6 separate regions of the Homo sapiens genome follow, and all the other regions are linked to region 3. Evidence: chromatin loops called from intact Hi-C (ENCODE). Cell type or tissue: ascending aorta. All regions are shown on one strand. Links, peaks and the distances in the headings refer to the core of each region. The heading gives the core; the rest is flanking DNA.

Region 1 (5,026 bases), core at 596-4,595, 400 kb before region 3:
GAAGATGCACAGTGAAAACTTTGAAAAATTATTTTGCCATGAAATAATTTTCTAAGCGTTTTCCTTGGGATATTGATTTTATTGTATCGATTGTATTATATTGTATGGTATTAGATTAGATTAGATTGGATTGGATTTATAGCACCCAGGCTACCTCCTTGAGAAACAGCAACTTACCTAGCAAATCCACCTTTTTCGCCTTTAAGAATACGTTTTCATTGAATTCCTATTTGTCCAAAGATACTAAGTATGCCCGGTGGACCTAAGAGACAAACCCAAATTAGGGAAAGTAAGCTCAGATGGAAAGAGACCTTTGGGATTTCATTTTATTATGTTTTATATATGTTTTAATACCTTTTCACAGATTTAAATCCCCAGGGTGAATACTCCCTTCTTTGTTAGTACCTGGCGTGTGTTCAGTAGTCAAAGTAATTAAAATTAGCACCTATATAATGAGCTTGTCATTTTTAATGTTCTTTACCAACCAGAATCCTAATGAAGTCTAAAAGGTTTAGGCTGGGCACGTTGGCTCACGCCTGTAATCCCAGCACTTTGGGAGGCCGAGGCGGGCGGATCAAGAGGTCAGGAGATCAAGACCATCCTGGCTGACACGATGAAACCCCGTCTCTAATAAAAACACAAAAAATTAGCTGGGCGTGGTGGCAGGCGCCTGTAGTCCCAGCTACTCGGGAGGCTGAGGCAGGAGAATGGCATGAACCCGGGAGGCGGAGCTTGCAGTGAGCCGAGATAGCGCCACTGCACTCCAGCCTGGGCGACAGAGTGAGACTCCGTCTCAAAAAAAAAAAAAAGGTTTAAAGTGGGTACATTAATTGATGTACCACTGTAGGAGCACCTCTAGATACTGAAGGCCACAGTATCTTGGCTCACTGCAACTTCCGCCTTCCCGGTTCAAGCGATTCTTCTGCCTCAGCCTCCGGAGTAGCTGGAATTAAAAGTGCTCGCCACCACGCCCAGCTGATTTTTGTATTTTTAGTAGAGACAGGTTTTCTCCATGTTGCCCAGGCTCGTCTCGAACTCCTGACCTCAAGTGACCCGCCCGCCTTGGCCTCCCAAAGTCTTGGGATTACAGGTGTTAGCCGCCGCCCCCGTCCTGGTTTTTGTTTTGTTTTTTACATAAAACGCAAGATTCTCTAAAAATGTCCAAATTTTGGCTATGTATATGAACATCATACATACGTATTAGATTCAAGCTAATACTCACTCTTCTACTCTGCTAACATGGCCAGAAGACATAAAAAAAATTTTTTTTTGAGACGTAGTTTCACTCGTCGCCCAGGCCGGAGCACAATGGCGCGATCTCGGATCATTGCAACCTCTGCCTCCCGGGTTCAAGCGATTCTCTTGCCTCAGCCTCCCGAGTAGCTGGGATAACAGGCGTGCGCCACCACGCTCGGCTAATTTTGTATTTTTAGTAGAGACTGGGTTTCACCATGTTGGTCAGGCCAGTCTCGAACTCCTGACCTCAAGTAATCCACCCACCTCGCCTCCTAAAGTGCTGGGATTACCGGCGTGAGCCATGACCCCGGCCCAGAAGACATAAATATTTGCCGGGTAATGACACCTTCGGGAATGAACAATGGTTCTTCGTTTATTATGTCACCGACCCTAACAATGACCACACAATGTACTAAGTCAACATGGCTAAGGGTGCACTATGGGTTATTTGTTGTGAATCTCTAAGACTCCATGTGATAACCAAAATACTTTATTTTGTTTTGAGATGGAGTTTCGCTCTTGTTGCCCAGGCTGCAGTGCAATGGCGCGATCTGGGCTCACTGCAACCTCCGCCTCCCGGGTTCAAGTGATTGTCCCGTCTCAGCCTCCCTAGTAGCTGGGATTACAGGTACATGCCACCACGCCCGGCTAATTTTTGTATTTTTAGTAGAGACGGGGGTTTCATCATATTGGTCAGGCTGGTCTCAAACTCCTGACCCTCAGGTGATCCACCCACCTCGGCCTCCCAAAGTGCTGGGATTACAGGCGTGAGCCACCATGCCCGACCCAAAATACTTTTTTTAAAGGTATCACAGCTCCAGGAAATAGAGCAGTAAATTGATCTGTCCTTCAGATCACCAGGACTTTCATAGGCTAAATATCTTCACAACAGACCTCCAAAACCTTCAAGGTCAGAACTGAACACACGGTGGCGAGAGGAACTGTCTTCACAGCAGCTCTGCTTCCTCGGAGACGGCCAGAGGGAAAGGCCGTTGGCCAGTGCCAGTACTTCGCCCAAGGGAGTACCTGCTCACATTAACCCAGCCCAAGAAGTTCCTTTGGCCAAGACGCACACACACACACCACTGTCCGGTTTTCTATTTCCTTCCAGTGTAACGACAACCACAAGCTATCAGCACTTCACTATTTGCTGTCCCCTCAGCGGGATCGGGATGCAGCTACGCAGCGGGCCCCTGGCGAGCCGCGGTGTCAGGGCCCTTTTCTCCTCTTCCCACCGTGGGAAGCGAATTCAGTGGCGTCAAGGGCCAAGAGCCAGACCTGAGTTTGTCTCTCACCCCCCGATGCTCGTCTCCCTTTTCTCACTGCCTTCCGCCCCCTCTGATCTCGACTTCTCGCAACCTATCCAGGTCCTCTCTGGGCCTCTGCCCTGAGTCAGCCCCGAATCAGACGGGCTTGACTCGCTGAAAGAATTCCCCTTTGAGAGGAGGCAGATTCCCCTCTACATAGACGACACCCTGACGTCGAGGGGCTTGCCCCTCGTCCGTGGGGAAGCCTTCCCGGCCCGCGGCTGGGGCCTGAGGTTGGGCCGATCACCCCTCCTACCAGTCCTAGTTCGGGTCTAGCGGAATGGCTGGGCTCCGAGAAGGGCGCCGGGCCCACGGGCGGGACGGCCAGGGCGGCCCCGCACCCTCTGGGCGCAAATTTCTCCAGCGGGGTCCCCAGCGCGGCCAGCCCCAGTCTCGCGAGAGGACGTGGGTCCCGCCCGGCGCCCGACCCCGCCCGGCCCCACCTTCCCCTCGTCCCCCGCCCTCCTTCTTCCACTCCCCGCGGCGCGAGCGGCTGACTGCCCGTAGAGGAAACGACATTCGGAGCTGCGCTCCCGCCCACGCCGGCCCTGACGCGGGCCTCGTCAGCCAGTAACAGGGAGCAGAGGTGGGAGTTAGCGAGGCGACCACGAAAACGGTGAAGGTCGGAACCGACAGCCTCCTCCGAGAAGGGTGAGGAAAGGGTCTGAGCCTCCCCGTTCCCTGGACTCCGCAGAGCCGCTGCGGGGTCGATCCCTCCCAGGGGCGGGGTCGCGCTGGGCAACTGCAGTCCTGGGGCCGACTGGGCGGGGTGCGCCCAGAAGCGGGGAGAAGGGGTCAGTTGGGGGCAGAGGGCACCCGGGCGGCGGGCGGCGGGGAACAGGCTGCGGGGCCCAGGCCAGGGGTGGGGTCCTGGGGCCGGGACTCCTGCAGCGGGCGGGGAAGCCCCCGGCAGGCCGGTCCCTTCCGCCTCTCCTTTGGACCCTGACTGGAGGCCGGCGGGCGGGCGGGCGGGCGGGAGAGAGGGAGGGAGCGCGGCGCGAGGGGGGCGGGTCCCGGCGGCGCTGGGCGCTGATTGGCTGAGCGTGTGTGGAATCGGGTGATGGGAAACGCAGCCCGGCTCTCCCGTACCCTCCCGCTCCGCTCCCTGCCCCCCGTGGCGAATGTGCTGCGCAGCGGCGGGTGCTTACGCTCGCGGGGTTTGGCTGTTGCAGGCAGGAGCTGGGAGGAGGCGGCAGCGGCGGCGGCAGAAACAGCAGCGGCGGCGGCGGCGGCAGCTGGGAGGAGGTGGTGACGGTGGCAACGGCAGCGTCGGGGACGATGGCGCGACTCGTGGCAGTGTGCAGGGACGGGGAGGAGGAGTTCCCCTTCGAGAGGAGGCAGATTCCCCTCTACATAGACGACACCCTGACGGTGAGCGGGCCGGGCCGGGCTGGGCCCGCCGCTCCCCTGGCAGCTGTTTCCCCTCCTCCCCCTCCCCCAGGCCGAGCGCTGCGCACTGGAGAAAGAGTGTGTTGCAACTCCTAGGCGAGGCCTTCTCTTCAGCAGGCCCCACAAACTCGCCTTTGCAGTGGGTGGCTCGGTAACCTCTGTCGGCCCCAAGCCCAGAGCTCCGTACGCACTCCCTCTCTCCAGATTTTCCTTCTTTTGGAACCTTATTCCTTGACCCTTTCCCTTTAGGAGACGCTGCTTTTGTCAAAGCACACATCTCAGAGAGGGGTTGAAGGATCTTGGGCGTTTAGGGCCTACCCCATACAGAAACCACCTACCCTCGGGGAGGCTTAATTACCTGGTAATGTCGCAGCTGCACTGCTACCTGTGTATTTTCTGTTTTAATACTGGTAGCTCTCACCACATAAGCTTAATTACTGGGGGCAGAGTGACATGCTCGTGCACAGTCAAGATTCCACTAAAATGGTTTGATTTCGTTGTAAATAGTCTCGTATTGCCTAATGCATTAAAACTCTTGAAATGATTGTATTGCTAGGCCCTTTCTTCAAAACGGGCTTTCTTCGCATTATTTAGTTTACAGGTGGACTTTTTTTTTTTTAAAGGAAGCCAAATTATTGAATGTGTAAGAGTACTATAAAAAGCTGATTGCTCATCTTGAGTGTCAAGACCCAGTTCCGGGTACTTTATTCTTTAGATTTGGTAGTGTAGCATTATCGACCCTCTGCCCTATGTTGCTGTACTGTTTCCTTTAAAAGGAAATGGCTGAAATTTGAATTGAATCTGAACAGGAAATGAGTGCAGTTGCTTGCCACTTAAGAAATGAAATTAACCTTTTCCGAATATCTTTTGAAATCTGCGTTTTGATGATGCTGAAGCTTTGGATTATACATTTGCTTATTTCGATAAGGTGCACCTAAGTCTCTTCATCTCATCAGTATTCTTTTGCTATCAAAGGCAGTTGATCAGTTTTGTTCCTCAATATTTTTTTTTGCAAATATCTACCGAAGTTTTTTCAAATTTTATGTAAAATGCAAGTCATTGTAGAGATGCCAGTCTATGCCTTTATGCTTGCC
Region 2 (5,026 bases), core at 573-4,572, 350 kb before region 3:
CTTCTTGTCCCCTCCTGGGGTCATCCCTCCACTCTGACTCTGACTATGGCAGCAGAACACCAGGGCCTGGCCCAGTGGATTTCATGGTGATCATTAAAAAAGAAAAATCGCAACCAATCTGCCTTGGCTTCAGGAGTGTCTTTCCATTCTTTCCCCTTCTCTGTGATCAGGGGTGCTTGTGTCTCAGAATTTCTTCCAGGTAGGTCCCAGGTGGGTGGATTGGGGGCCTCACTCATGGGAGTATGGATTACCTTAGGTAGCAGGAATGGGTTTGTTTGGGCCTTGAAAACATGTAGGAGTTTGACAAAGCGAAGACAGGTGTGCAAGGCTGAGAGGTCTGGAAGAGCATGCAGTGCTGTGCGAACAGCTCAGAACTTAAGCACAGGAGCAAGGAGCCAGATGGGGCTGAAGAGGCAGCTCCTTCCTGCCTTCCTGGATCGCTGGGGGGCTGAGTGCTGCGCAAGAGTCTCGCCATTACCTGTGGGACGGGGGCGTTAGTGAGCTTGTCAGCAGGAACACGACAGGCTCAGAGTCACTTAGGAAGAGAATCAGCGGCCCGGGATAGGAAGTGACTGTTGGGGTCCTGCTGGCTGGTGATGGGCTAGTGAGAAGTTCTGGGAAAAATCACCAGCGCCGGGATGTGGGGAGGGAGGCAACAAGACTGAATTGGTTGACCAGGAAGGCCAACCCATCTCCTTAAAGGGCCCTTCACTGGTGCGTGGGTGAATGCGGTCCCCGGCCTCCTGGGACCTCGAGGAACACAGGACGCAGCCGGTAGTACGGCCAGCTCAGCTCGCCGCTCCTCTAGCCTTGAGGGAGGCGCTGTGGGGGACAGCCTGGCAGCCACGCATGCGCAAAACACCGTCAGGAAGGGGCCGGGGAGGGGCGGGCTCCCGAACCCGGAAGCGAGGGACCCACGTGGGAGCCTGGGAGCGGGTGGTCGTAGCTCGGTAGTCCAGTTGTGGGTAATCGGGGCTGTTTGTTCCTGTCCGAGAGAGCTCGGCGGAGACGGCTGTCGAGTACCCTTCACCTCGGTGTTGGGAGCCTGGGAGCGAACTGCGGCGCGGGTTACCGCTCCCGGGGACGCAGCAAGGGGCATCGAGTCCCTGGCGGGAGCTGCGCCATGGCATTGCTCTCGACCGTCCGGGGCGCGACCTGGGGTCGCCTCGTCACCCGTCATTTCTCCCATGCAGCGCGGCATGGGGAGCGGCCTGGTGGGGAGGAGCTAAGCCGCTTGCTGCTGGATGACCTGGTGCCGACCTCTCGGCTGGAGCTTCTGTTTGGCATGACCCCGTGTCTCCTGGCTCTGCAGGCCGCCCGCCGCTCTGTGGCCCGGCTCCTGCTCCAGGCGGGTAAAGCTGGGCTGCAGGGGAAGCGGGCCGAGCTGCTCCGGATGGCCGAGGCGCGGGACATTCCAGTTCTGCGGCCCAGACGGCAGAAACTGGACACAATGTGCCGCTACCAGGTCCACCAGGGTGTCTGCATGGAGGTGAGCCCGCTGCGGCCCCGGCCTTGGAGAGAGGCCGGGGAGGCGAGCCCAGGCGACGACCCCCAGCAGTTGTGGCTCGTCCTCGATGGGATCCAGGATCCCCGGAATTTTGGGGCTGTGCTGCGTTCCGCACACTTCCTCGGAGTGGATAAGGTCATCACCAGCCGGAGAAACAGGCACGGACGTCCCTCATTCTCTATGTGCCCCAACTTGGAGACGCAGCCGAGTTCCTAAGCACCTTGGCCCTTGGGTGATCCCTTAGCCAGACTTACCTGTCCCAGAACTCTCATCCCCCTAGCCCTTGGGAGCCCTGGGAGGGTAGGGAGCCGGGCTTGAGATGGCCCAGCCTAATGCGGGGAACGGGGAAACCTTGCAGCTGCCCGCTCACTCCAGTAGTCAGCAAGTCCAGCGCGGGGGCTATGGAGGTGATGGACGTGTTCTCCACTGATGACCTCACCGGATTTTTACAGGTAATGAGGGGCAAGAGGGGAAGGAACAGATGTGAGCCCAGCTCAGCCTCTTCAAGGGGACGAAGCTAGCCCCTGGCGAGGGAGAGAAAGGGGCATGTTGGCACCGCTTCCTTTGGCCTTCTAAATCCCTCTGGGGATGGAAGGGTCCTGGAGTTTTTAAAACGGCAAATGGAGCATTAGCTGAATTCTTCCTAGCGTTATACCCTTTCCTGCACCCCTTCCCCAGGTATGCACCACTTTGCCTCTTCTGTAAGTCAGCCTCAGTGTCTATTTGCCTACTAGGTCGGGCTTCAGTAAATGCATTTTGTTCAGCTGTGGGGAGCTGCGTACAGGAGACCTGAGTTCCTCGAATAGGGCACAGCTTGAAAGGATGTTTGAACAAGAAGATCTTTATGCCATTAGTATCTAGCAAGAGACAAACCTTGGAAACCCCTCTCCCATCCGTTTGTCTTCAGCTGTGCTTCCCTTGCTGGACACAAGGAGGCAGTATTGCTCTGCATATGGAATCCCCTCTGACCATACCCCCCCCAACCCCCACCCCAACTGCAGGGTGAGAAATTTCCCTCTTAAGAAGGGGGAGAGCTCTGGGACCTGTCTAGAACAACGCTGTCCAATAAAAATATGGTGTGAGAAACATAGGTAGTTTTAGCTTTTCTAGTAGCCACATTGAAAAGTAAAGAGATGACATTTTAAATAAATTGTGTCCAGTATATCCAAAATAATATCAATTTAACATGTAATCATTTTAATTATTATTAATATTATTAATTTTTTGAGAGAGTTTCATTCTTATTGCCCAAGCTGGAGTGCAGTGGTGCAATATTGGCTCACTGCAACCTCTGCCTCCTGGGTTCAAGTGATTCTCCTGCTTCAGCCTTCCAAGTAACTGGGATTATAGGCACACACCATGCCCAGCTAATTTTTTTTTTTTGTATTTAGATGGGGTTTCACTATGTTGGTCCGGCTGTTCTTGAACTCGTGACCTTAAGCGATCCACTCGCCTCGGCCTCCCAAAGTGCTGGGATTATAGGCATGAGCCACCGCACCTGGCCTTTAAAAAATATTATTAATGAAATATTTTACATTCCTTTAAAAAATGTTTTACATACAACACACCTCGATTTGAATTAGCCACCTTTCAATTGCTTAATAGCCACATGTAGCTAGTGGCTACTATATTGAACAGCACATATCTAGAAGCATTTTTTGGCTTCACTTTTTTGTAGAGAGCCCCTTTCTCCAAGCCTGATAGGAGATGAGGTTCCCACTCATCACTTCCAGCCCCTGAACAGGTAGCTTCTGAAAACACAGAAACACTGCAGAACATCCACTTAAGCTCCAGGCATCACATCTCCCTACTGTCATCAGCATCTGACCTGGAGAGTGTCATCCGCCTGTTGCTGTGGAAGAGCTGGAGGTGCCCCAAGCAGGGGCCTGTGCTGGGGCCCCATCCCTTCCTGCGTACTCAGAGACACTGCTGTAGCAATTTTCCTCCTCTTCCTGCAGCATCCACTTTTCTCTTACACTCTCTTCAGCATGCAAGCAAACATTCCCCTCTCACGCTCTTGATCTCACACCAGTCAGCTCTTCCTCTCACACTGAATCAAAGGCTTCATCAAGGTCACCAGTGGCCTCCATGTTGCTGCATTCCAGGGTCTGTTCTCAATTCTTTTCTGACTTGACCCATCTGCAGCAGCTGGCACAGTTGACCACTCCTTCCTCCTTGAAACACTATACCTGCTTTCCTTCTGCTTCACCATGTCCTCTCTGAGAGACATTTTTAGTGGTTCTTCCTCAACCCCCTGACTTCCGAGCATTAGCATTTCCCAGATTTTAGTCCTCGGATCTCTTTTGTTGTTGTTGTTAAGAGATGGGGTCAGCTGGGCACAATGGCTCACGCATGTAATCCCAGCACTTTGGGAGGCTGAGGCAGGCAGATCATGAGGTCAGGAGATCAAGACCATCCTGGCTAACACGGTGAAACACCATCTCTACTAAAAATACAAAAAATTAGCTGGGTGTGGTGGTTCGTGCCTGTAGTCCCAGCTACTCGGGAGGCGGAGGTAGGAGAATCGCTTGAACCCGGGAGGTGGAGGTGGTAGTGAGCCGAGATTGTGCCACTGCACTCCAGCCTGAGTGACAGAGTGACGTGTCAAAAAAAAAAAAGAGATGAGGTCTTGGCCGGGAGCGGTTGTTAAGAGATGGGGTCTTGGCCAGGCACGGTGGCTCACGCCTATAATCCTAGAACTTTGGGAGGCTGAGGCAGGTGGATCACCTGAGGTCAGGAGTTCGAGACCAACCTGGCCAAAATGGTGAAACCCTGTCTCTACTAAAAATACAAAAATTACCTGGGCATGGTGGCGGGCACTTGTAATCCCAGCTGCTCGGGAGGCTGAGGCAGAAGAGTTGCTTGAATCCAGGAGGCGGAGGTTGCAGTGAGCCGAGATCACAGCGTTGCACTCCAGCCTGGGCAATAAGAGTGAAACTCTATCTCAAAAAAAAAAAAAAGAGAGAGAGAGAGAGAGAGAGATGGGGTCTTGCTGTGTTGCCCAGCCTGGAGTCCAGTGGCACAATCACAGCTCAGTATAGCCTCCGAATTCCTGGGCTCAAGCCATCCTCCCACCTCAGCCTCCTGAGTAGTTGGAGATACAGGTGCACACCATCTCACCTAATTTTTTTCTTTCTTTTTTCTTTTTCTTTTTTTTTTTGTAGAGATGAGGTCTCACTTTGTTGCCCAGGCTGGTCTCAAACTCCTGGCTTCAAGAAGTCCTCCTGCCTTAGCCTCCCAAAATGCTGGGATTACAGGCGTGAGCCACCTCACCTGGTCCTGGATCTCTTTTCTGTATATGTTCATTTCTTGTTGGTCTCATCTAGTCTCATGGCTTTAAATACTATCTGAATTCAAATTCCCGCCCAAGTGTATACTCCAGCCTGGACCTTGGTTCTGAATTCCAGATTCACTCATCTAGTTGCCTACTGCACAGTTGTTGTTATTGTTGTTGTTGTTTTGCTGTCAGGCGGGCATTTCAAACCTAACATTTCTAAAACTGAGCGCTTGTTCCTTCTG
Region 3 (5,026 bases), core at 310-4,309:
GAGAGGGATTGTGGACTGGGCGCCCCTCCGCCTTCTCTGGAGAAGGCCATTCTGTTAGGGAACTGCTCACCCTTATTCTCCTCTCCCTGTTCCTCTCATCTGCTCTCATCTCTACATCAGTCAGAGGTTGAAACTCCTCGCCACAGTCCACTCTCCATCTCCATCCCTACCCCATCAATAAGCCCTTCCCCCACCATCTCAAGACACTGGAATGCAGGTAGGGAGAGGCCCCCAGAGGGAGTATTTGAGAATTTGCTCCCCTGTCCCTTGCCTCAACTACTCTCAGTTGCATCTTAATTCCTAGAATTACTTCCTCTTCCCTCCACTCCTGGAGTCCTCTTTCTACCTTCAGTATAAGGTCAGGCAAACATTTTGGGGGGCCCTGGGATGTGTGTGACAGTAGAACGGTCTTGATTCCTTGCTAAAATGGCTTCCCAAGTCAGTAGGGACCAGGACAGAGAAGGGAGAGTAAGTAAACAGGTCTATGGCATTTTCTGCTGAGTGTTTGCCCAGCACAGCCCCCAAATTGACCAGCAGTGTCCTGTTTGCATGACAGCTTAGAGGTGGTCTCTGCAGTGACTCACCTCCCTTTCTCTTTTCTTCCTTCTCTTTACCTCAAAGGCCAGGTTTCTAAGCATTGTAAGTACCCAACATAGCAAGGGGATAGGATTGCAGGAGGTAGTTTCTTAAATGTGGGGTGGGAGAAACATTTTTGTCCTTTGAAGCCCCATGGCACCTTGTCAAGGAGCAAGGAACACACTTTTGCTTGGGAGGCCCGGACACAGGCACAAGACTGCAATTATAGAGGATAAACGAAAAACTGTTCTCTTAGGCTAAGCTCTCTTATGGATGGTAAAAAGCCGTTTTCTTCTCCTGAGTGCCCTGCCTAGCCTGGCATTCTTTTCCTTCCATGTCTGAGGGGGTTTACCCTCAGACAGGTTCTCCTTCCCCTCTGCAGCCCTGGTTGTCTTCATTCTTCAAGGGCCACTTTACAGGGACATGGAACAGGCTCCACTAAAGTGGTGTCCTCTTATTGCTCTTGGCCCTGAGGACATATGAAGATTGTGAAAGTCAGAGATCCTCTCTTCCCTTGGTTTTCATGGGAGACAGTAGAGAGCTGAGGGTTCCCCAGTTGTTCAGCTGTGGGATCCAACTGGCCCGGGCTGTACCCAAGGGGCACTGCCACAGTGCACCACTAACATCTCTTTTCTGGATCCTTTTGAGGCAGATTCTGTTTAGAGGGGTCTAGGTCTCTACAGGCAACCTCCAACAGATACCATAAGAATAGACCACTTTGTAGTCACACTTATCATCCCTTATTGCAGTTTCTGTTTACATGTTTGTCTACCCTCCTAGGCTGATTACCGTGGGGGGGAGAATCCAACTTACTTATCTTGTATCTTATCTAGCAGTGCCTGCCACATAGTGGGCAGTCAGGGAATGCTTGATGAAGGAAAGAGGATGTAAAGCGATTGTGTCTTTCCGTGTGCGGGGTGCAATTACATTTATACTATTAAGTCTTTATATTTTGAGTCTGTCCCTCTAACGGTAGACCTGTATTTTTCTGCATTTGTGCACCTGCTTAAGCTGCCTGAGCATGCCCTCATCTCTGAACAGCAAAGATAATCAATACCGAGGGGTATGCAGTGGAGTAATCCACACCCCACCCCCTTTCCCTTGCTCAGGCAAGGGTACTTAGAGACGCTACTGAAACTATCTTTAGCCACAGCGATTCCTAAGTATTCCCATTAAGAAAGACGCCAGCAGTCCGCCACACACTTACACGTGCATATCCCTGACATAGGATTCCCAAATCCTGGCCGCTGAAGGGCGGGAGGCGTGTGCCCGGCCTCAGACTACTATAAATTGCGAAATGACAAACCTGCTTTGGGTCCCAGTCTCTGCGTGCCCGAGTGCGCACCCGCGATTCGAGCAGCTTAAGCCCTACTCCCTCCTCCTTCCCAAATCAGCCACCGTGGGCCACGGCTACGCTATGCTTTATTCCTAAGCGAATCTCGCACAAATCTCGAGGCATATTTTGTACAAGGGGACACTGGCCGCGCGCATCGCAATCGCATCTCAGCGACAGAAGCGGTCACGTGCCTTGGCGCGCTTCCGCACCGCCCCTTCCCGCGCACTCGCACGCGCACGCGCACACGCGCCCATACGGCTCCAATCCCTTCAACCTTCTGCGCGCTTCCGCCTTCATGCTAGCAACGCCCGCAGTGACGCGCAGGCCCCGCCCCCTCCCGCGCGCCTCCCGGAAGTGGCCGGTCCAGAGCTGTGGGGTGGCCTCCGCGCGGTCTCTGGCGGAGTCGGGGAATCGGATCAAGGCGAGAGGATCCGGCAGGGAAGGAGCTTCGGGGCCGGGGGTTGGGCCGCACATTTACGTGCGCGAAGCGGAGTGGACCGGGAGCTGGTGACGATGGCGGGGCCGCAGCCCCTGGCGCTGCAACTGGAACAGTTGTTGAACCCGCGACCAAGCGAGGCGGACCCTGAAGCGGACCCCGAGGAAGGTGAGGCCGGACTGGGGCAGGCCACGTGCGGAGCGGTGGGCCAGGCCCTGTGGGGCAAGGGGGCGGCGTGGGAGGGGCGTGCGCGAGGCCGCCGGGCCTGCGCTCCTTCGCTTGGCGCAGAGGAACGTCGCCTCCCGCGAGGGTGGTCCCGGCCTCGGGAGGAGGGCTTCGGCTTCTTTTCACACGCACTCGAAACTTGGTGCTCGGCTGGATGGGCGGAACAGATCGAGGGCTCAGGCCGAGAGGAGCTGGTCTTCAGGTTTACTTGCTCCAGGCCTGTTGGAGGGAGCCAGAGAGTCTGCTAGCAAGTTGGAAGTTAGCTTTGAGGATGCCCTTTCTGGTATTGCGTTAGAAAGGAGGAGAAGAAAGTCGCATGTTTTTAATTCAGGTTGCCCTTCAAAACTAAGTTGGAGACTGATGGAAGGATTTTCTGGTGCTGTTTAAGTCTCTTGAAGTCTCAAGACACTTGTTCAGTGGCTGACGACTGAGACTCCTGTTCTGTAAGCTGATGTTCAGAGTCTAGCTGGGAGTAATCCCGCTTTAGACTTGAGTCGGAAGTGTGAGAAAGGGATAATAAGGAGGGATAAATGCGAGTGCTGAACCGTATCTTAGGAAGATCAGTTGAAGAAACTCGGGACTGTTTAGCCAGAATAAGCAAAGAAAACTCCCCAAAGAATGGGACAGAGTGAGGGGAGAACGTGATGACTGATTTAAGATATTGGAGCGACTGTCACACATTGAAGAGGAATTCAACTAGTTTGATAGGATCCAAGTCATAGAAATAGATCCCACTAGTAGATGCCAGGAGTCAACTTTCTGTTTAGAAACAGCAGTAAGACAGTGTTCTACTTTGGGAGAGAGTGAATTTCCTATTCCTGGAAGTTGGTGGGGATTTCGTAAAGGACGTTCAACTATGAGATAAATGGGTCGACCAGGGTTCCCGTTAAAGTTTCTGCTAACCTGGAGATTCTGTTTACTTTTCCCTCTCCCCCGACAGCCACTGCTGCCAGGGTGATTGACAGGTTTGATGAAGGGGAAGATGGGGAAGGTGATTTCCTAGTAGTGGGTAGCATTAGAAAACTGGCATCAGCCTCCCTCTTGGACACGGACAAAAGGTATTGCGGCAAAACCACCTCTAGAAAAGCATGGAATGAAGACCATTGGGAGCAGACTCTGCCAGGATCGTCTGGTGAGTAGACATTTTTGAATGGAACTCTTCTCTTCCCTAATTTTTTCAGGGTTAAAATCCTCCGGTCATCCCCCATGATCTTTGCAAGAGTAGTCTGCGGATCTTTTTTTTGAGACAGAGTTTGGCTCTTGTTGCCCAGGCTGGAGTGTGATGGCGCCATCTCGGCTCACCGCAACCTCCACCTCTGGAGTTCAAGCGAGGCTCCTGCCTCAGCCTCCCGAGTAGCTGGGATTACAGGCATGCACCACCACGCCCGGCTAATTTTGTATTTTTAGTAGAGACGGGGTTTGTCCATGTTGGTCAGGCACCCCTATCTGTTATCTTAGGAGAGACCATTGATTTGGTATTAGAAAGGGTCTTAGAGGTTACTTCATTTCACTTCATAAGGAATCTAAAGCCCAGAGTGATTAAGTTGCTATACTCCTTATGTTCGGACTAATGGCTCACCCTACAGTGGAGTGACAGAGAAGGCAGTGCATTTTGGCTACTGGAGAGGGTTATGAGCTGAAAAACCACTGTGTCTGATGAACATGTTATCCTTGAATTGTGACCCCTGACCTTTGGTTTTCCAGGACTTGCATTGAAGCACTGTGTGATATTAGTTATTTGTGAAACTCATTTTTTGCCATTCTAAAAAATCACATAATCCTTCTCTTCCCTGCAAAAGAGTTAGGAGTCTGTGCGCTTATAGTTTTAAAGAATTGTAAATTTCTCAGAGTGGAAGAAGGGGCTAGATATGGTGATTATTGGGAGAATGTCATTTGTTTTCCTTTAGAAAGGTCAGGGGTGTCATGTTGAGAATCCACAGATAATATAAAAGGAACTATCATTTAGGTTATGATATCTATGATTTAGTCCTTGATGTAGTTCTGGGAGCTCCTGATAAGCTCATTTCATATTCTTTGCCTAGAGACTGATAAAGGGACCAATCATGAGACAAATATGATAATATTTATTGAGTTCTTACCATGCGTCAGGCACTGAGTTTAGCTCTATAATTTAAGTTCTAAGAGCCTGGGACACAGTAAGTCCTCAAAAAAAAAATTATAAAATTACCTGGAATTAGACAGATTTTTATAAAAAATTATCACCATTATCACTACATGTGTCACCTAATTTAATCCTCCCAATTGCGCAGGAAGTTATTACTACTTAGCCCCATTTTACAGATAAGGAAATCGAGGGGCAAATTGGTTACATAAGTTTGCTCAAGGTCATATAGTTAGTAAGTGGAAGAAACATGATTCAAATGTAGGCTGTCTGACTCCAAGATGTACACTCTAGTAAACTCTGTATGAATGTTTCTTAATCTGAGAAATGG
Region 4 (5,026 bases), core at 356-4,355, 540 kb after region 3:
CAATAGTAAAAAATCTTGCATACAATCAAGACCAGAAAGAAATCCAGATGCTAATTGTTGTTTTGTTAAGTAATAAAATGGTGGTAAGCAATGCTTTTTCTCTTTTTGCTTTTTTTTCTTTTTCTTATCTGTAATGTGACAATTCTTTATTACTTGGAAAGTACATTTTATGAGAACTGTGAAAACTCGGAAAGTAGAAGTTCAAAGTATTTTACATTTAATAACATCTAGCTAATCCTTATGATATCTAGATAAGGTGCTACTTTACATCTTATGAAATAGCACAAGCCTTAGGCAAACTTCTGTAGTAGAAGAAATGTGTTCTGAGACTTCTGAGACTTCTATCTTGCTAGTTTTTAAGATATCTTTTCTCCCAGAAACCTGGTGTCCAGTGTCCCTCTCAAATCTGCCAAAGGACAGTAGCTTAAAGATTTACTTATCTCAGGGGAGTTGCATTTTTATAGCCATCAATGGCATATAATTTGGAATTAGAGGCACAGGCAAGCAGGCCTTCCGAATCTCTGTGAGCCACAAGACCCGATGGCACCCTGAAATCAAACTTCTGTAGACTGGGAGCCTTGTTGACCGCTGTTCCCCAATTCTGACAGATCAAAGCTGTTGCTAATTTGTTAACCAGAGGCAGTGATACAAATGGAAGATGCAACTATTCATTCTGAGGGACGCATAAAAGTCTGATTAATCTAAGGAGCAGTCATTGCCCAAGCAGTTAAGGAGAATATTTTTGGAAAGGCAGACATCAGAAGCTAAGCAGAGTACAAATTTCCACCCTCTACTTACTGTATTAATCATATCAGCTCTCACTCTTCGTAGATGCTGCCCTGCTCGAAAGCACTGGTTATTTAGCTGGGAGTCAGGAGAACCCAAACCCTCCCTGGGCATAGACAAATTGTAATTTTATAGCAGACAGCCTCTAAAATGTTTCTACATCCACAACAGTTGACACTGCCAGGCGCAGTGGCTCATGCCTCTAATCCCAGCACTATGGGAGGCTGAGGTGGGAGGATTGTTTGAGCTTAGGAGTTCGAGACCAGGCTGGGCAACATATTATTTAAAGAGACTAGGTCTCTTTAGTAATAACAAGGCCAGGTGCGGTGGCTCACGTCTATAACCTCAGGGGGCATCACCTGAGGTCGGGAGTTCAAGACCAGCCTGACCAACGTAGAGAAACCCTGTCTCTACTAAAAACACAAAATTAGCCAGGCGTGGTGGTGCGTGCCTGTAATCCCAGCTACTCGGGAGGCTGAGGCAGGAGAATCACTTGAACCCGGGAGGCGGAGGTTGCGCTGGGCCGAGATCGTGCCATTGCACTCCAGCCCAGGCAACAAGAGCGAAACTCCGTCCCCCCCAAAATAATAAAAACTAATTAGCCAGGCGTGGTGGCGTGCCTGTAGTCCCAGCTACTTGGGAAGCTGAAGTGGGAGGACCACCTGAGCCCGGGAAGTGGAGGCTTCAGTGAGCCATGATTGCACCACTGCACTCCATCCTGAAGCCTATCTTAAAAAAAAAAGAAGAAAAAGTGACACCTATAAAAAAACTCACATACTTATAGTCCAGAAATGTGCTGTCCAGTAAGGTAGCCACTAGCCACATGTGGCTATCTAAATTTACTAAAATAAAATTTTAAATTCACTTCCTTAGTTACACTAGCCATATTTCGTGTTCAGTAGCAACATGAGGCTAGTGGCTACTGTACTGGAGAGTGGAGATACAGAACATGTCCATCATCACACAAAGTTCTACTGGACAGTGCTGGTCCAGAAGAGAATAACTTCAAATTGCATTTTTGGTACAGGCATGTATAAGCCCGCACTTCCACATTCTGTAAAGGCATAAACCGCCTCCCTACCCCAGGGCATGTCTGTACAGTCATTAAATGGTCTGACTCCAGCACTTCTTTCTACTTAATCTCTAAATCTCTAAATCTTGACACGCACATCGCACACAACACAAACTCTATTTTAGCCCACCTCCCTCTTCACTGACTCTTCATGGTAGGTTTAGTTCCCATAATCCATGAAAATGCCTAGCTCCTTGTCACTAGAGCTTGTTTTGGAAACCTGCCTACAGTGTAACAAGCTGGAATGTGAAGAGGGATGCATCTATTTGTGTTGCTGAGTCATTGAATTGACTGAAGCTTCAAGGACTAGGGGGTGCTGAGCAGAAATGAAAACACACAATCCTTTCTGTTAGAGATTTGCTCTTTTCGTATTGGCATGTAAACAAGTAAGTCACTAAGTGAACTGACGTCACAATTTAGTTTTAGGAAGATGCTTTTCCCAGGCACGATTTGAACTCAGTGGTTTCCTGAATCTAGCAAAGTATGCTGCTTTGTTTTCTCTTAGATTAATTTTGCCTAATTTTAAAGCTTTGATTCTCTTTTTACGAAGACGAAAATAAATCTCTCTAGTCTGGGCCTTTTTCGTTTCCCAGGATTATGATTAAAATTATCACTAACTTTTAGATAGTCCAGCACGCACCGGATGACTCTGAAGCCGGTTGGGCAGTGGAGATCGGGAAGAACATGAAAAAGCTTCAAAGCTTTTGGTTGAGGACATCGGGAGATGTAAACCCCAAACGCGGGTTTTACTTCTCCCCTCCACCCCTCCCCGCAAACCCATGCCTACTCGTTTTGACTGCTCAGCAATTCTGAGGCCAACCATTTGCAACGGCGAGGAGCAGGGGCTGGTGAGTCAAGGACTGGGCATGGAGTCAGGACTCTTAGGTGCCTTGACTCACGGCAGAGCCTTGAGGAAGTCGCTTTGCCTCCCACGTGTCTCCCTTCACCTGCCAGAGGCGGAGGGGAGGCGGGGCTGTGCTGGAAAACGTCCGTTTCGCACCGACTTATGTTACAGATGGGCAGACCTGAATTTTAAAAGACCCTCAGAGTCACACAGCAAATGAGCCCTCAAATGCCCGTGTCCCGCCTGCGCTCCGGAGAACCCCTGCCCTGCCTCGGGGACTCGGGAGGTGGGTGTGGGCTCCGAGACTCGGACGGCACCTTGGCGTGGCGAGAGCAGGTGGAGATGCGCACGGAGGTTGCATGTTCACCTCCGGGTCTCGGGCGCCACGGCTGCCCGTACCTGTTCCAGCAAGCGTCAGCCAGGAACTGCCGCGCTACTGATTTTCCCTTCGCTCTTGGGTCCCAACCCCCGGGCTCTCCGGGCTAGGGAGGCGGTGGGGTGGGGTCGAGGCCGTCCCGAGCCACCCGCGGCGGCTTCACACCTGTATCGGATTTGCTTTCTCGCCTTTAATCCTCTCCAATCCCGAAAGCACCCCAGCAGAGCGCCCCCGCAGCCCGCCTCGAGCCCGGCTCATACGCAGACGCTGACTGGGGAAGCGAGGGGTCGCCGGTGTGTGAGGCAGGGTAAGAGACCAGGGGACCTGCACGGAGGAGCGCTCTAGGGGAGGCTGCTGCCTCGGGAGCTAGGGCGCGCCCGGACCACACCGCACGGCGCAGAAGCCCAGCGCGCACGCGCGCCGCCTGCCGCCCCGCGCGTCCCCCCGCCCCGCGTCGCGTCCCCCCACCTCGGGAGAGGGCGGCCAGGCGCAGGGAGCGTGCGCGCGGCCCGCCCCGGGCGCGGGCGGAGGGAGGAGGAGGCGGCGCGCGCGGCGCCCAGCCCGCAGAAGCCGGTGGCCGCGCAGGAGGACGGAGCCCTAACCGCAACCCGCTCCGCGCCGCGCCGCGCCGGTAGGGGACCCGCAGGCCCGGGGGTGGGGGTTGTGGGGAAGGTGTTGGGGTGGGGCGGGAGGGCGGGACTTCGCGCTTCGGGTCCCTGGGCGCAGGGGGACCCAGAGGCCCGCGCGACCCCGCCTCTGGAAACTTTGTGCCGGCGCCCCCACCTGCTCCCTGGCGGTCCTTGACTCTTCGGGGCGGCCCGCGGAGGAGAGGCCCGAGACCTTCCGCAGCGCACCCTCGCCGGCCCTGAGCGTGCGCCCCCTGCCGCTCCCCCGCCGCGCCGCGCCGCCCCCGCGACCCTGTCCCTGTGCCCCGGGGCTCCAGCAGCCTCGGCCGCGCCTCCTCCGTCGCCTTCCGACCCCGCTGAGGCCGCCTACTCTCGCTGGCATCCACCCGCTCTGGAGCGCGCCGCCGCTTTTTGCATCTCCCCGAGGTTTCTGGTGCATGGATAGAAGCAACTTGACTTTCAGCGATGCCAAGTGTCCAACTTGAGTCTTTCTCTGCGGTGGTAGATGGGTGTGCGCGGTGCTAACATCTGTCTTTTTATTTCTCCTAAGTACCCTTGCTCCGGAGCGAAGTTGAGTTGTTGTTTGTAAAGAGGGGGTGCGTGCTGTGGCCGCCTTAAGTGGATTGTATAACTGTATTTTATTTAGGTGGATGTTGCCAGTGGTACCAGCCAGTGTTATGGTAACTGGGCATCCCAGAGGCTAGGGAAGGAGGAGCGACTTACAAATGCAGTTTTACCATGCAGAGATTTTTTTTTTTTAAAACCACCTTGTACTTTCTATCCAGCAGGACCTCCGGACATTTAGTGTGTGTTAACTCGTTAGCTGTTCATTATCGTTTTATAAGAGAGGGGGGTGGAGAGCGTTACCATCCCGTTTTACAGATGTAAAAACGGAGGCGAAGAGCAAACTCCGGGTATCCTTAGTAACCTTAAAAGAATAGGGACCAAGAGATTTAACCCAGAGTCTCCTGGAATTCCTAGTCCCTAAGGCCACTCAGAAGTATGATGGAATGTTGGACCGTCCTCCCTGACATTCTACAGATCACTTAAGAGTCAGAGAGGCCGAGGCCAGCCGGCAGCTCCATGCCTGAGACTCAGCTCTGCCACAAAGTTAAGTAACACTGGACAAGTCACAGTTTCTCTCCGCTCATTTCCTTCCTGCTCTCTAAAACCAGGGGAACAAAGGTGCTGTATTCTTTGCAGAGTTGTGCGTGTGTCTGGAAGCTCCACTCCCTTGAGCTGCGATTTGGTTATTGTTAGTTGTTGTGGACTCATAAAGGCCCCCAGTCTTGGTTCCCTTGAGAAATGCAGGGAAGGAGGCA
Region 5 (5,026 bases), core at 653-4,652, 410 kb before region 3:
AGGCTTAGCTTCAAGGAACACATCCTCTTGGAAGCCCCAGGCTTCTACTATGCCTCAACAATTCAGGTGGCAGGGACATCTCTCAGGACTTCCTCTGCAGAATCCCCAAAGTGCCCTAAGGATTCCCTTACCCATCCCACCTTACCTATCCCAAAGAAAGGAGCTAAAAACCACAAGACAGATTCAAATTAGGTATCAGGAAGAGTTTCTTGATGATGAGTAAAAGGCACTGGAGAGACAATTTGAGGAGAGAAAAGAGACCTTTAAGGGGGCTTTCCCTTCCTTCCAGGTTAGGGCTAGCAACAGATGCTGCAGGTGCTTGAGGGCCTGGGTTATCTAAGGTTGAGGTTTTACCTGCTGGAGCATCCTCCTTCAAAGTGGTCAGCCAGGGTTCTGGGTTGCAGGAGGTACAAGGAGTACTATCCACCTAGTCATGGGACCATGGGCTGGGGTATGGTTCCAACAAAGGGCTCAGTTCTGGAGGAATCTCAGACAAGTCACTCCAGCGCCTGTGGCATGAGAGAGAAGACAAGGACCACACACAGGTGAGGGCTTTTCTGGAGTGACTCACTCACTCCTTCCCACCTAGCAGAAGCAACCAAAATGAGATGCAAGGCAGGCCTGGGCGGAGAGTGGGCCTGTCCTTTCCCTTGCCAATTAGGAGACAGGGAAACTTTTATGAGAGCCTCAGAGGCTCCCTGGGCCAGTTTTATTACAGGGTTAGGGTTTGGGTTGGGGTGGGGCTGCAAACCCTCTGGGTCAGTGTGCCATGGAGGAGGAGTAAGACACTGGGGAGACAGAGAAGCCTTGTGCCCTATCCTCTACATTAGACAGAAATATCCTATTTCAGTCGTTGGTGAGGAGGAGAGGCTGGAGTCATCTCTCGCTGCTCCAGGAAAGGTGTGGTGTGGTAGTTTATATCACAGTTCAATCACTCACTGGGTGTGTGATCCTGGGTCAGGCACATCACCTACCTCAATTTCTTACCTTGAAAATGGGGACAGTTAAATCTGCCTCATAAGGAGTGGTTGTGAAGGTCAATGAGGTCATGGTTTGACAGCACCACACAAAGTACGAATCTGAGTATTCACTCAGAGGATAAACACTGTTAGCACTACGACTAAGGGTTGATGATCCATTTGGGAGCGCTAATCAGGTGAACGGTCCAGTGTCAACTTCAAGAAGGTGAGGATTTCAGGGAGATGAATCCATCTGGGAGGTGGGGTGTTGTGAGGCTGGGCCTAAGCCAATCTTTGAAGAATGGTTAAGTGACCCTCAGACTTGGAATTTTCTAGGCCTTGGCACCACCCCTAGCAAGGAGAGATGAGGCTGAGGGTGAAGCGTGCCTGCAATGGATTAACCCTGGTGGAGACTTTCTTGAGGCTCTGAATACATCAAGTCTTTAAAGAACCCAGGGATAGGGACTTCCATAGAAGCTGGAAAAAGGACAATTGAGGCGGAAACAGGTATCAGGACCGTGCTGGACCACTTAAGGTGTGGTGCTACAGCCCTAAAAGATCCTGACCCTGGACACTGACTGTACCCCATCCAAGGGACAGCCATGCAGAGGGCTCCAGAGAACAAAGCTCTTTCAACTGGGAACTCATCTCAAGCAATAGGTCCAGAGGGGCAGCACAACAGGTTTGGGGTTTGAATCCAAAACCCAAGGCCCCTGGCACAGAACCCAAGAACTAAGCCTCACTCTGTTTCCTCGTTTACAAAACGGAGTGATAATATCCAGATCTCACGGGGCTAAATGAAGCGTTAAAGGGGCTAATACCTGTGAAAGCGCTCTGCAAATGTTATTACGATGCAGCATCAGCTCCTAGCTGGAGTCAAGTGAGATTAGAGCAGTTTTCTCCAGTTCTCCCAGCTCCTGCTCCAGTCGGTTTCGCGGTTACCAGCCAAGAATTTCTGGAAAGGGTGTGAACACTGTGGGCAGAAAGGAGACGGTAATGAGTAAATGGAACACCGAATCAAGGCAAGTGGCAACCTGATCACCAGTCCCTCCTTCTCAGACTGTTTCTTTCTAGGCATGGAGGACAGTGGGAGGGCAGACGCTGAGAAGCGCTGGGTAAGGATCTCATCAGTCCAGCTGGCTCCGCCCCCAGGTTCCCGGCGGGAACCGGGGACTCAAGGTCCGGGCGTCGTGCCGCAAACCCAGGGCTGGGATGCCGTTCCGGAAGCACCTGGCACGGGGAGAGTATGTCCTTCCCAGGAAGGTGGACGTGACCCCAGCCAAGGGCGCAGCTGCCCTGACACCTCCCGGGACCAGCCGCCCCCTCCCGGGGTCCTCAGCTGGGCGAAGAGTGGAGCAAGGACCCTCTCCCCCCAGGCCGCCCCCTGCCGGCCAGGTGGAAAGGTGGAGGGTGATCAAGAAAGACTTGTTTCAAGCAAGAGCCAAGAGCTGGGCTACCCCCTCGTGAGACACAAGAGGGTCAAAAGGAAAAGGCAAAAAGGAGGGAAACGGCGCTTTGGAAGGGGAGGTGGAGACGCCTACTTCTTCCTCACCGCTGCGGGGCAAACTGGCCTCCCAAGCCCCTTCCGCGTCTGAAGGGCTTCAGATATAGGTTCGGGTTGACACTCACCGGTCCCACGGCCCGAGCCGCCGTGCTTCAGGCCCCCGCCCGGCCAGACTGGAAAGGCGGGCGGGCCAGGTCAGGCGGCGGGAAGAACACGGGCAGGAGAGAAAAGAGGAGGGGCAAGAGCGTGCAGTGAGGAAAGGAACCTGGGAGCGCCGAACCGCACCCCGTCGGCTGCGGCACTGCTAAGTGGCCGGGGGTCGGCCGGCTCCTCCCTAGGGGCGGGGCGAGCACTCGCGGCGCGGGGCGCGCACGTGGCTTGGCCGGGACGCCTGGTCCGGCTTGCTGGCTTCAACTACGGTGAGATGTTTTGCGACCCTGGGGTAAAATGAGGGTAAAGCGGCAGCTTCCCACGTTCTGGGGGAGAAGCGCGGAAGCACGGTTTCCTGGGCCTTCGGGCGACACCAGGACTGGGGGTCTTTCAGTAGAGGTCGCCGCGGCGGAGTCTTGTGCGAGTGCGGCGGAGTGTTGTGCGAGGCCGGCGGACACCATTACCCTGATAGGGCCTCGCCGTGAGGTCTGAGGGGCCGTGTGAGGTGCATGGCGCGCCGTTTCCTCTCCAGGCGCTCCTCTCAGGGCTACGGCCCTAGAAGATCTGGCCTGCACCAGCCCAAAGGACATGACAGGAGTGGGTAGCCCACGGGACACTGGCACGAGCGCCATGATGGGCGGAGACGCGCGGAATCGGCCGGCCCGGAAGTGCCAGCTGCCTGCGTCGGCCGGAAGTGCCGCGCGGGAGGCGGAAGCGGCTGGTTCCCGCGTGGTTTGGCGGGTGCAGCGGCAGTCCGGCTGCCCTTCCCACGTAGACCGTCTGCTGGGGGCGCCGGCACCATTTGGAGTACGTGAGGTATACGGGTAGGGCGCGGCCAGGTCGGGCGTCTGTTAGGAAAAAGACTTTTTATTTTTATGTTTATTTTTTAAGAGACGGAGTCTCGCTCTGTCGCCCAGGTAGGAGTGCAGTGGCGCGATCTCGGCTCACTGCTGCCTTCCACCTCTGGGCTCAAGCGATCCTCCCGCCTCAGCCTGGCATTACAGGCGCGCACCACCACGCTCAGCTAATTTTTAATTTTTCTTTTTTTTTTTTTCACTCCTGGCCTTAAGCGATCCTCTCTCCTCCCAAAGCGCTAGGATTGCAGGCATGAACCACTTCTCTCGGCTAGGACTTTTATTTTTAATGGTCAACTGATTTGAGTTGGTTACTGTGAGATATTGTCACAGGTTCCAGACAGGCCATAATGCACGCATGCATTCACTTACTTATTCAGCTCATGGTACATTTAGAAACTCTAGGTTCATGTTTAACCAACAAATGTGTTCTTCCAGTATGCCGTTTTTCAGACAATGATGTGTGGCATTCAGAGGTGTTTTACAACCCTTAATAAAAGAGCAACTAACACTAGTATGTGCTATACATCCATTCTTAATGCACCCACCGTACCTACTTCCATCCTAACCTGAAAACATAGCTGTCTGTAAATGAGGAAAGGAGCAGCCTGGGGATCCAGAAATCACTGCAGGGGTCACGTTTTGTACCAAGGCAGTAGGTTTGGAGAGGCTCTGAACTGGAACCAAGGCCCCCAACTTCAAAATGTACTTGGCCCCTAGCGTTTGAATTTGCTTTAAGGTCATTAGTAAATCCTATTCAATTTGCATCAAAGAATCTTCATGATACGTACTGTGCTCCATAATAGAAATTCCCATCTGCCTATGATGCCATTCTCAGAGTTTATATCCCAAATTCGCTCTCTTTTCCTTTGCTTTTTCTTTTCCTTTTTTTTTTTTTTTTTTTGAGATGGAGTCTCACTCTGTGGCCCAGGCTGGAGTGCAATGGCTCACTCCAACCTCTGCTTCCCCGGTTCAACCGATTCTCCTGCCTCAGCCTCTAAAGTAGCTGGGATTACAGGCGGGTGCCATCACGCCTGGCTAATTTTTGTATTTTTAGTAGAGACGGGCTTTCACCATGTTGACCAGGCTGGTCTCGAACTCCTGACCTCAGGTGATCCTCCCACCTCGGCCTCCCGAAGTGCTAGGATTACAGGTGTGAGCCACCACGCCTGGCCCCAAATTCACTTTCTTTGTGAGTCTGTCTTGTACAGGGAATAGCTGAAGCTTTGTAACCAATAATTTAATATTATTAGTATGACATTTCTATCTGAACACATTAGTGTTAAGCTTCTTCCCACAATCCTTGGAAGGGGAATCACAAATCCTAGGTGAACTCATTAGGGCCCAAAGTTCTGCTCTGAAATCTAGTAATAAGAGTAAAATTAAGCCAGGTATGCTAATTACACAAGAATGCTGCTTTTCACAAATCCATTCCTTTGCTCTTGTTTTCACAGGAAGAAAAATGTCTGAAAAGCAGATGAAGGAAGCTTTTGTCAGTAACCTCAATGGAACCACCGTGCTGGAAATCACCCAGGGATTGTGCTTTCCTGCATTCTGTA
Region 6 (5,026 bases), core at 458-4,457, 410 kb after region 3:
GCCATTCTCCTGCCTCAGCCTTCCGAGTAGCTGGGACTGCAGGTGCCTACCACCACACCCAGCTAATTTTTTGTATTTTTAGTAGAGACGGGGTTTCACTGTGTTAGCCAGGATGGTGTCGATCTCCAGACCTTGTGATTCGCCAGCCTCGACCTCTCAAAGTGCTAGGATTACAGGAGTGAGCCACCGCGCCCGGCAGCTTCTATAATTGTTAATCTTTAAGAACATGTTAGATAATGAGATAACTTTTTTTTCTGAATTACAAAAGGATTCTCTTCTCCTCCCACAATTGAAAATACTAATTTCTAATGCATTATTCCACAGTTTGTATTTTAATTTACTTCTTTCCTCAACTAAGACTATTAGGATATTAGCCATCCAATTAAAGGAAAAAAAGATTTTAAAGAAAGAAAAACACTAGCCCTAAACCTGTTAAACCAGTCCACGTGACAGGTATAAAAATTTTCCTAGTCATTGACTGCAAAGGAAATAATGTTACATAGTGATCTACACCTGAACCTGTTCACAGCACTTTAGAGAGGTCAACATCAGATGAGAGAGCGTTCTCTGAGGCTGGCTTTCACAATACCAGGTCTTCAGCATTACCTAGTTTTTGAACTATAAATTCACTAAGATAAATGCCACCATTTCCCAAGACTTCCTTTTTAAAAAGCAATTTAATCTTATGCTTGATGTATTTCTATTATGCACTGGTAAATCAAAACAAAACAAGCCTGGCGTGGTGGCTCATGCCTATAATCCCAGCACTTTGGGAGGCCGAGGAGGGTGGATCACCTGAGGTCAGGAGTTGGAGACCAGCCTGGCCAACATGGTGAAACCCTGTCTCTACCGAAAATACAAAAATTAGCCAGGCGTAGTGGCGCACGCGTGTAATCCCAGCTACTCGGGAGGCTGAGGCATGAGAATCTCTTGAAACCAGGAGACGAAGGTTGCAGTGAGCCAAGATCGCACCATTGCACTCCAGTCTGGGTGACAGAGCAAGACTCCATCTCAAACAAACAAACAAAACAACAACAACAAAATTCTACAACACTAGTAAACACAGATGGCTTCATAAATTAATACTTTACCTTTGGCATCTTTCATATGCCCACTTTAAAATGTTTAATATTCTTGGGTTCACATCAGTCCTCCTGTTATGCATTCAGTTTTACTGAGAAATGAAGAAACTGAGGCAAGAGAAGTGGGAAAAAACTTGCTATTTGTAGCAAGCAGGCATCTATCTGGACAGGTAAACTGTGGTCCTGCTCTATTAGGCCACAATGCTTTTCTGAAAAGTGCCTGTCAAATAAGCACCACAGAAATCCTTCTCATCACAGACATCCAGGGCATCCCCCTCAAGAAGGGACAAATATGAGTATTCTTCCCTGCTGAGTGAGAAAAGACCATGTAACCAAAGAAAGCATGCTTCTCAATCTATACTACCGAATTGGGAGGGAAAAAATGAATGGAAAGAGAGAGAAAATCCAAGGAAATAAACTTCTGAGACTGAAGATGTGGTTATTAGGTTTATCCACACATTAGGAAATTACTGAAACATCGCTTAAGTAGAAACAGAATCAGGAAGGCCTAGGGTCTTTTTTTTTATTCCAGTCTTAAACCTCCAAACAAAAATATCTGAAATTAAACTATTTCTCCTGAGCAGTTATATTCTTAAATGTCTCTATAGAACCCACAAGGCCTACACGAAGTCCCTGATTTTTAGAGGTGATTTCAAGTGTCCATTAGTGTCCACTCTCCCACTCTCAAATCCAAAATAATGTTGGCCCCGATCCGGGCAGGACCTTCACGCACATTTTCCTGTGAAATCATTAGCTTCACATCAGCTTCCTACGTCCTATTTCCAGTAACTTCCCTTGATCAGCATGGCAAACGAGGAGAGTAACAAAAGGCATGTACATTTACTATGTCCCTCGCAGAGAACATAATAAAATCCTGGGAACAGGAACTGGCAGATACAACCTGCCTGGCCCTGGCTCTCGCCACGATACAAAGGCACGGAGAGAGCAAGTGAGGTCTGCACCCCACACCTCACTCTGCAAGAGAGAAAGGACTTTCAATGCAATCAGACCCAACCCGCAACGCCCCCTTCCCACGTGGTCTTCTCCCTCTCCCGAGCCCAGAATCGGATTGGAGAGGGGTCTGGAAGGAATCAGACCACGCTGGAGCTGGGCAAGAGGGGTGGCGGGCGAGCTCCAGGCAGAAACTCCAGCCCCCCTTCCTAGAGGAGCCCTGAACTGTACGCCTCCCAGTTCCGGGATCTGAATCCCCACCTCCCGAGACCCCAGACCTCTCCATGTCTCTAGGGAGGGGACCTCAAGGCCTCAGAGCTGCGGGAAGGGCTGGGCTGCCCCGCACCCGATCTGGATAGTGTGGAGCCCAGGCCGCGTGCGGGTGAGCGGAGGCTGGGAGGCGGCCCCCTGCCTGCCGCCGCCCCTCCCTTGGCCCCAGTTTCTCCAGGTCCCCGGTCACAGGTTCTGGGCCGGCCCTCACCTCACCTCAGGGTGGCAACGTGTGCGGTCGGGCGATTCCGGAGCCCCTGCGTGGAGGAACTGCTGGGCGGGAGGAGACGCCGGCGGCTCGGGCGATGGCTGACAGGCGTGCAGCACCAGGCCGGCCCGGCACACGGAGAAGGGGCGGGGCTTCAGGGGCCTGACCCGCCCCCGCCCCGCCCCTGTCTCCCACCTCAGCCGGCGAGCTCCATGAGGTGACTACGTCCGGGGTTACTCCAGGCCGTTCACCTCCGACCCCGCTCCGGGCTGCGGCGCTGCCAGGGCCGCCGGGGGGCGAGGCGCGGGCCCGAGGGCTCAGCGGCAGCCAATGGGAGGGCGGCGCGGGGCGGAGCGATGTGAGGCGATGCCGATGGTCCGAGCGCGGATCTGCCATTCGGGGCCCAGCGGCTAGAGGGCGGGCGGGCCGCGGGCGGGCCGCGGGCGGGCCCTGGGCAGTCGTGGCGCCCCTGGCCCGGCCTTCGCGGCCCCTTCTGCCACAGCCGGGTACGGGGCCAACCCCTCGGCTCCTCCTCCTGGCGGAGAGGGGAGTGGGGGAAGCGGTCCCGCATGCGCCTCGCATCAGGGACAGAGGCGTCCCAAGTGAGGGGCCAGGACTAGCCGGCCTGTAGAGGCGGGGAAAGGGAACCCAGAATTAAGGCGGGCTAGAATGGGGCAGGCGGTGTGCGGGCCCGTTTGTCTGTTTAATCCTAACACATTAACAAGGGGTGGGCAATCGCGTCCACTACCTGTCCTCATCACGCTGGCTGGTTTCCAAGTCTGGGCGAGCTAAGTAACCCCATGCTGGAACTCCATAACCAGCCCCCCGTTTCGCTCCTCAGCCCCGAGACAGCCCACTCCAAAGGTGTTATACATGCTGGATCCTGGCGTGTTGAGGAGAAGCCTCAGTAAACGAAGCTCAGTAAGAAGGGGAATGTACCAAAGAACCACCGTCTTCTGCCTGCCCTGAGCAAAATAGTTGCCACAGCGTTCCAGACTTTTCGGATTGGAGAATGCTTCCCGTCCTCCACTGTGGGCACGCCGAGCCTTTGAGAGGAAGCCAGTCGGTGTCTCTAGTTTTGCCAGTTACTTCATAGCAAGACTTTCATGGTAGCTGTGTGTTGAAAATTAATAATAACTGGAAGGGGTCCCAACACAATACAAACATTGCGTAGGGAAGAAACTTGGAGAAAATTGCACTTGAGAAGAACAGGGTGAACTCAGCCCTTCCAAGGAGGAATTTAATGAAGCATGCAGCGCACCTTCTTAATGCTTACAAACTTGTGAGGAAGGCCAGGAGAGGTGCAGAGGATGACAGTTTGGTAGGAAGAAGTTCCACGCCAGAGAGTAAAAAGTGAATAGGATAGAAATACATGCCCAGGTAAGAAGTTCTTGGCGGAAGCTGAGGCAGAAAGAGGGAAAGATTGGTCAACAAGGAACAATATTTATCTAGGAGCCCTCATAATCCCACTAAGTGGGGCTTCCCTAAGAATTTATCAACCCATTTTTAAAATAATAGGGTCAAGCACAGTGGCACGTACCTGGACTGTAGTCCCACCTACTCAGAAGGCTGAGGTGGGTGGATGGCTTGAGGCGAGGAGTTCAAGTCTATATGTAGTGTACTGTGCCTGCGCCTGTGAATAGCCACTGCACCCCAGCACTGGCAACGTAAAAAGACCCCATCTCTAAATAAATAAGTTAATTAAATAACAGGGATTGGAAGCAGAGAACTTAGGAAAGATGTGGACTTTACAGAACAGGGATTCATATTTCACAATAATTATATCACTAATATATCAATCAGTTGGACAAATGTAGTGGGAGGAAAAAGATAATTGGGCAAGACTTCCTGGTTTAGTAAGATGTTTGATTTGACTCACCGAAAAAAATGGCCTGGGAAGAGGGAAGCCTTGCCTTTCCATAACAGCAGTCTCTGAAGCTGACATGAAGGGAGTGACTTCAAAAGAACTAAAAACCATGCGGTTGCCTCTTACTTTTCTTTTACCTTTCCTAGATCCTCTTAAGTAATAGGAATTCTTTCCCCAGGATTCTTTTTTTTTTTTTTTTGAGATGGAGTCTCGCTCTGTCGCCCAGGCTGGAGTGCCGTGGTGCAATCTCAGCTCACTGCAACCTCCACCTCCCAGGTTCAAGCCATTCTCCTGCCTCAGCCTCCCGAATAGCTGGGACTCCAGGCACAAACCACCAAGTCCAGCTAATTTTTGTATTTTTAGTAGAGACGGGGTTTCACCATGTTGGCCAGGATGGTCTCGATCTCTTGACCTCGTGATCCGCCCACCTTAGCCTCCCAAAGTGCTGGCCGCAAATGTGAGCCACCACGCCAAGTCTCCCCAGGATTCTTAATGGTGTTGCTGTTTACCAGCTTTACAAGCTCTGCAAAACCAGGGATTTACCCTCAAAAACTGTCCTTATGTGAAATTTCAGCCAGCCCCTGCATGTCCTGCTTTTGACTTCACTGATTATTTTAAATAATTGAGCTTTCTAAAGAACTGGCCAAA

What was found. A loop is a pair of places that touch in the nucleus more often than their neighbours do. Peaks named below come from ENCODE experiments on the same cell type or tissue, not always from the same donor. Only the 100,000 strongest peaks of a DNase experiment are listed, where the experiment ranks them.
Region 1: a loop joins it to region 3, with 16 times the contacts of the local background. A loop is called at or near these places in 16 of 110 quality-filtered maps.
Region 2: it touches region 3 in a loop (5-fold over the local background); 16 of 110 quality-filtered maps call a loop at or near these places.
Region 4: a loop joins it to region 3, with 3 times the contacts of the local background. A loop is called at or near these places in 2 of 110 quality-filtered maps.
Region 5: it touches region 3 in a loop (4-fold over the local background); 16 of 110 quality-filtered maps call a loop at or near these places.
Region 6: it touches region 3 in a loop (3-fold over the local background); 8 of 110 quality-filtered maps call a loop at or near these places.

What each region holds. Positions count from the first base shown.
Region 1 is chr17:36,541,904-36,546,929 of GRCh38, forward strand. It overlaps GGNBP2 (gametogenetin binding protein 2), which reads left to right and starts at 3,016. Exons shown (of 14, transcript NM_024835.5): 1 at 3,016-3,194; 2 at 3,716-3,914. The coding sequence starts at 3,822. It also overlaps a transcript of MYO19 not described here. In ascending aorta, for the core only: CTCF peaks have their summits at 2,167 and 2,433; DNase peaks (open chromatin) are centred at 2,259, 2,998, 3,638 and 3,928; H3K4me3 peaks cover 2,957 bases; H3K27ac peaks cover 2,912 bases.
Region 2 is chr17:36,600,688-36,605,713 of GRCh38, forward strand. MRM1 (mitochondrial rRNA methyltransferase 1) reads left to right here and starts at 896. Exons shown (of 5, transcript NM_024864.5): 1 at 896-1,665; 2 at 1,866-1,959. The coding sequence starts at 1,124. It overlaps DHRS11 (dehydrogenase/reductase 11), which reads left to right. Exons shown (of 7, transcript NM_024308.4): 7 at 1-117. In ascending aorta, for the core only: CTCF peaks have their summits at 778 and 2,430 (motif pointing right); DNase peaks (open chromatin) are centred at 834, 1,241, 1,878 and 2,454; H3K4me3 peaks cover 1,993 bases; H3K27ac peaks cover 1,231 bases.
Region 3 is chr17:36,946,701-36,951,726 of GRCh38, forward strand. AATF (apoptosis antagonizing transcription factor) reads left to right here and starts at 2,254. Exons shown (of 12, transcript NM_012138.4): 1 at 2,254-2,516; 2 at 3,514-3,705. The coding sequence starts at 2,426. In ascending aorta, for the core only: a CTCF peak has its summit at 2,808; DNase peaks (open chromatin) are centred at 2,221 and 2,709; H3K4me3 peaks cover 2,586 bases; H3K27ac peaks cover 1,793 bases; H3K27me3 peaks cover 760 bases.
Region 4 is chr17:37,486,250-37,491,275 of GRCh38, forward strand. DUSP14 (dual specificity phosphatase 14) reads left to right here and starts at 3,642. Exons shown (of 3, transcript NM_007026.4): 1 at 3,642-3,709. RefSeq lists an enhancer at 4,742-5,026. In ascending aorta, for the core only: no CTCF peak of the experiment used is centred there; DNase peaks (open chromatin) are centred at 2,722, 3,512 and 3,932; H3K4me3 peaks cover 2,409 bases; H3K27ac peaks cover 2,369 bases.
Region 5 is chr17:36,532,173-36,537,198 of GRCh38, forward strand. MYO19 (myosin XIX) reads right to left here and starts at 2,696. Exons shown (of 26, transcript NM_001163735.2): 1 at 2,589-2,696; 2 at 1,781-1,932; 3 at 355-509. The coding sequence starts at 366. PIGW (phosphatidylinositol glycan anchor biosynthesis class W) reads left to right here and starts at 2,815. Exons shown (of 2, transcript NM_001346754.2): 1 at 2,815-3,420; 2 at 4,922-5,026. The coding sequence starts at 4,930. RefSeq lists an enhancer at 1,387-2,062. In ascending aorta, for the core only: a CTCF peak has its summit at 2,348 (motif pointing left); DNase peaks (open chromatin) are centred at 2,149, 2,809 and 3,259; H3K4me3 peaks cover 2,652 bases; H3K27ac peaks cover 2,243 bases.
Region 6 is chr17:37,356,480-37,361,505 of GRCh38, forward strand. The region is part of intron 1 of ACACA (acetyl-CoA carboxylase alpha); the gene reads right to left. Among named protein-coding and RNA genes, the nearest start is that of C17orf78, 17 kb to the right of the region's middle. In ascending aorta, for the core only: a CTCF peak has its summit at 2,882; DNase peaks (open chromatin) are centred at 2,092 and 2,812; H3K4me3 peaks cover 2,724 bases; H3K27ac peaks cover 2,792 bases.